Regions from separate parts of the Homo sapiens genome. Here region 1 is linked to region 2. The links are chromatin contacts, found by Hi-C or POLR2A ChIA-PET in ENCODE. All regions are on one chromosome and are shown on one strand. The core of a region is the stretch at or near the end of the contact, and the rest is flanking DNA. Distances in the headings are between cores, read along the strand shown.

Evidence for each region. Hi-C counts contacts between places; a loop is a spot of excess contacts on that map. ChIA-PET counts read pairs that join two places held with the same protein, here RNA polymerase II (POLR2A).
Region 1: a map of Caco-2 shows a loop between it and region 2 (3-fold over the local background). The contact joins two enhancer-like sites. A Hi-C loop is called at or near these places in 1 of 168 maps with a recorded cell type or tissue (Caco-2). POLR2A ChIA-PET finds 5 or more read pairs at or near these places in 1 of 52 experiments (WTC11).

What each region holds. Positions count from the first base shown.
Region 1 is chr11:10,121,640-10,124,382 of GRCh38, forward strand. The region is part of intron 2 of SBF2 (SET binding factor 2); the gene reads right to left. Among named protein-coding and RNA genes, the nearest start is that of SBF2, 170 kb to the right of the region's middle. Within about 2 kb of position 1,317, at least 4 of the 41 ENCODE cell types and tissues checked have a DNase peak (open chromatin) inside an H3K27ac peak, as active enhancers do.
Region 2 is chr11:9,773,484-9,776,183 of GRCh38, forward strand. All of the region lies in intron 1 of SBF2-AS1 (SBF2 antisense RNA 1), which reads left to right. Among named protein-coding and RNA genes, the nearest start is that of LINC02709, 15 kb to the left of the region's middle. Within about 2 kb of position 1,353, at least 4 of the 41 ENCODE cell types and tissues checked have a DNase peak (open chromatin) inside an H3K27ac peak, as active enhancers do.

The DNA.
Region 1 (2,743 bases), core at 67-2,566, 350 kb after region 2:
CAACATTGATATAAAAATATGCTTTTGTACAAGCCAAGCATTTACTTGGGAACCTGTAGAATAAATTACAGTTGTCCTCTTTTACCCACAGTTTCATTTTCTGTGCCTTCAGATCTGAAAATATTAAACAGAAAATTCTAGAAATAAATAATTCATAAGTTTTAAATTTCATACCATTCTGCATAGTGTGATGAAATCTGTCACCACTCCATCCAGCCTCGGACAGAAATCACTCCTTTGTCCAGTGAATCCACAATGTGTATGCTATCTGCCCACCTGTTACTCACTTAGTACCATCCTGGTTATGATGACTGCTGAAGTATTACAGGGTTTGTGTTCAAGTAACCCTTATTTTACTTAGTAATGTCCCCAAAGTACAAGAGTAGTGATGCTGGCAATTCAGATATGCCAAAGAGAAGCCATAAAGTGCTTCCTTTAAGTGTAAAAGTGAAAATTCTCAAGTGAATAAGGAAAGAAAAAAATCATATGCTTAGGCTGCTATGATCTATGGTAGGAATAAATCTTCTACCCATGACATTGTGAAGAAGGAAAAAGAAATTCATGCTAATGTTGCTGTCACACCTCAAACTGCCAAAGTTACAGCTACAGTGTATATAGTAAGTGTTTAGTTAAGATGAAAAAGGCATTAAATTTGTGGGTGGAAGACAGGAATAAAAATGTATTCCAACTGATGGCAATCAAGTGGGTACTGTCCACAGTTTCAGGGTGGGAGTCTTCGAACATATACTCCTCAGCTAAGTGGGGACTAATATATATTTATGTATTTTAGAGTGCACAGCTAGAACTCAGAACAGGCCCTAAAAACTTGCTTAATATTTGAATTATGAGACTTTTCCAACATCTCACTTGTTCAACACCCTCAATTATGTGGCACACAGCCAAGGTCCTAAAAGTAGGCCAAACAAGCAAACTATAAAAAACTAAAATTAGATATCACAAATCTTTATTAAAAGGCACTTGATTTTCCTCATAGGAGAATCATTTGACACTCACTCAGTTATTAGATACTATTAGTTTACACATAATTCTAGCAAATTCAACTAGTCATTTTCCAATTTATAACAAATGCATTTACACTGGGGGTGAAGATGGAGACACGGGAGTCTCAGCACGCACAGTAGGCTAGGTCAGCCCTTCATACCTGCACACTTACACATTACTTGTATGCATCATTTACTAGAGTAGATTACAAGAATTGAAACTCTATAGAATAGCCTTAGTCATCAAAGGTTAAATTATATTAGTATGTGCTCTCAGAAATATGCATAGCTTGTACAGCATGTAGTTACACACACACATACACACCCATACCTTGTCTCCGTTTTTCTTCTGCTTTCTGCCAAAAGCTATTCAAACCTCAACCATTTCATGAGTCACCACACAGGCAGCTCTTACTTTGGCTTTACCTCTCCCTGCTTGGTTTCACCACTCCAATCACCTGGCTCAACTATAGAAAACCCTTCTGATTTTCCCTACTGAAGGAAACATCAGGGTTAGAGTGTCACAAAACACTACAAAACCGAAATGAATCCATGTATGCTCATCTTTGAAAGAGAAAGTCAGGGAGGAAGAGTTCGACAAACAGAAACAGGAATAAGAAGGGAAACATAGGGTTCAGCTCACAAATACTTGCAATTTATTTGAGTACAAAATATTCATTCCTCTAAGTAGTTTATTTATGACAGACACTTTGAGGTACTGTATACTCTAATCACTTGTTCTACTTTATCTGTCTTTAACATTACTAGGAAAAACTGAAGGATTTCCCTGTTATCTGGGTAGTTTTATAAATCCCGACAATAAAAAATCTACCAAGAGAATGTGATATTTAAGTTTTTGTATTCATATTTTTAAAATTCTTTTTAAAAATACAAAAATTAAAATCACTTATCCCTACTTGAAAAAAGAGAGAGAAATCTACTTCCTAACAGTGCCTAATGGTTATAGATCTCCACTAGTTCCTGTTGTATTCAGAGTCGAGTTTAATCTCTCTCCCCTAGTCTTGACTATAAAGTCTTCCTTACAAAAAAAAAAAGAAAAATATTTTCCTTACTTCCACTAACATAAATAAGCTTTATTGTCTGCATTATTCAGACCTAGGTATAAACATACACATGTAATAATAGCTTTTTAAAATAAAAATGTACATTTGTCCACATCTTGCTTTTCTCACTTAACAATGTCATTCTTTTCTACACTTCTCAAACATGGTGTATTTACCTAACAACAAGACTACTGAGACGGTTTTCAGTATTTTGCTATTCCAAGAAACACCAATGAATATGCTTATAACAAATTAGAATCTCACTATTAAAGTGTGAATATGAACAGCCTAACACTAATAGTTAGTTATAGAAACATTTTATGGTTTGGCCAACCTGATAGCCAAAATCTTCATTCACTTTTATTTTAGATTGCCTTTAAAAAATTATGACTGAGATTGCAGGCAGCTTCTCATGGTTTCTGGCAATATGTGTTTCTTCAGTGAACTGACAGTTTGTATTTTTTTGGTTGTTGTTTAGTTTTACTATTAAGTTCTAAGGTGTTTTTGATCAAGGTAATCAACCTTTGTATCTTTTAACTTGGTTGACAGTATCTACCACAGTACACTAACATTAAGAAAATTTATCCTTCCAATGGCATACTAGAAAACTGTTAACCTGCCTACTTACTCTATCTGATTAGAGTCTAGACACTGTGAAGTTCCATGTAACTTGTACAT
Region 2 (2,700 bases), core at 103-2,602:
ATAAAAAAATTAGCTGGGCATGGTGGAGCACACTTGTAGTCCCAGCTACTCAGGAGGCTGAGCTGGGAGGATTGCTTGAGCCCAGGAGGTCAAGGTTGAAGTGAGCTGTCATTGCGCCACTGCACTACAGTCTGGGTGTCATAGCAAGACCCTGTCTCAAAAAAAAAAAAAACAAAACTATAAGAGGTTGAACTGGTTCATGGTTTGCAGGCTGTAAGGCTGTAGAGGAAGCATAGTGGCATCTGCTTCTGGGAAGGCCTCTGGAATCTTACAATCATGGTAGAAGGCCAAGCGGGAACTTTCATGTCACATGGCCAAAGCAGGAGCAAGAGAGTAAGGGGGAAGGTGCCACACACTTTTAAACCTCAGGAGAACTTACTCACTGTCATGAGAATAGTACCAAGTTGATGGTACTAAACCATTCATGAGAAATCCACTCCCATGATCCAATCAGCTCCCACCAGGCCCCACCTCCAGTTGGGGATTACATTTCAACGTGCGATTTGGGTGAGGACACACATCCAAACTATATCAAGGGCATTGCAATGGGAATACCTATATAACACCATAGTAAACTATGTGTGTATTCAGGGAGGTAAAGGAACACAAAGGTTTTTTAAAGGAAAAATGAGGATCATTACATAATTGTTTTGAGATAATTATCCTGGCTACAAGGATCAGTAACAAGGGTGACACTAATCCAAGGCTGGACAGGCAGTTGCTAGACAGATGCCTTCAAAGGAGTAATTTTTGTGTAAGGTTGCAATGGCCTTTGTGCAAGGTTGCAATTTTTGCAGGTTTTTTTTTGATAGTTTTTGTTATCAGGCATTTATGCATGAGTACTCTCTCTTCATAGCTTTCCCTGGCTCAATTTATCAGGCTTTTTTGTTTTGTTTTGTTTTGTTTTGCTTTTTTTTAAACATAAGTGACTCCATTTTGATTCTGACAACTTTAACATTGACAACCATGAAAAGATTTCTCTCAGATCTCTGACTGCAGGGACTGTCATTGACTATTGGCCTCAGCTGGTATATTCTGAAATCTATTACTGTGTTTCCACCAAAACCATGCTTCCCATGGACTGCTCCTAGCCAATGATTGAGCATGGTGGGGATCCTAGGAAGGCCCATTCTTGGAATATGTGGGATTCCCCTGATGGCTCAAGGACTTCTTATCTGCCTTGCTGAACTTCCTTAGAACTGCACTGCACTCCAAGTCTCCTCCACTCATCTTTGCTTCCCTTTCTTTTTCACAAGGATTACACCAGCATCATCGTCTCTTGGCTCTTCCAGCCTCCCCAGAGTTCCTGCCTATCAGGCATCTGCTTCTCAGAGGACTGAGACACATTCCTGTTACTCCAAGAACAATTCTGTTACCAAGGACCAATGCTGTGGTCCGTGGACCAGCAGCACTGGCCTCATTAGAAACGCAGAATGTCAAGCCCCACCCCAAACCTACTGAATCAGAATCTCATTTTAACAAGATGATTCATGTATGCATTACAATTTGAGATGCACTGATTTAGATGATTTGGATTTTTCAGCAAATCCTTTAAATCTCAGTTTGGAAACTGAGTCCTTGCCAAGGTAAATATTTGGAATCACAAAGTAACAGATCATCTGCGTCCTGCATTTTTATAAGTCAAAGCCCAGCAAAGTTAAGGGACTGATTCAAGGTCATAGATTACATTAGAAGAGAGCCAGCACTAGAAGCCAGGTCTCTTGCCACCCAGCTCTTCCCTACCCCCGCAGGCTCTGCTGTGAGCAGGCTATTTGCTGTAAATATGCATTGTTTAGTGTGGTAGCAGTGGAAATAAGGCTAGTTGTGGTAGAGTACAAAATATATTTGTCCTTTGTTCTGGGTTCCTGGCGCACAGTGTCTAAAACCCTAGAAATTCCCTAAGTGATAGTTTGTTATTCCTAACACACCCCACCCTTTAGGAGTATCTTTTGCTATTCATAACTGCCCTTCGCAACACCTGAGTTTATGCTAACAAGGTGATTCAGGGTGGGGTCCCTAGCTAGGTTAAGGATGTGGGCTGGTCATCTGAAAGACCAAACAAGTGAATAGAGGGTGGGAACTTTCAGCCACCCCCAACCTCGGGGGAGGGAGGGTAACTTGAGACTGGGTTGTAAAAACTCTTGAATAATGAGATAAGGAGTGCCTCTGGGTTGGTGAACACATCAGATGCTGGGCAGGTGGTGTGTTGCCTCCCTCCATACCATGCATCTCTTCCCTTTGGCTGATCCTGAGGTGTATCCCTTAGAAATAAGCTGGTAAATGTAAGTAAAGTGTTTTCCTGAGTTATATGATTTGTTCTGGCAAATTACTGAACCTGAGGAGGGGGGATTGTGGAAACCTTCATATTTATAGCTGGTTGGTTAGAAGTTCTGGTGGCCCTTGGAACTTGCAACTAGTGTTTGAAGTGGGGGCAGTCTTGAGGACAGACCTGAACTTGTGGAGTCTACGCTAAATCCGGGGAGTTAGTGTCAGACTTGAACTGAATTGTTGGATGTCCAGTTGATGTTGGAGAACTGGTATAGAAACATGACATGCATTTGTTTTATCAGAAATGGCCTCTGAAAAAAAAATTAGTCCAAACTCAGATGTGCTGTAAGTATAAAATACACACTAGATTTTGAGGATTTAGTATGAACAAGGAATATATTTCATTAATTTTTTTTGGTATTGTTTACTCAT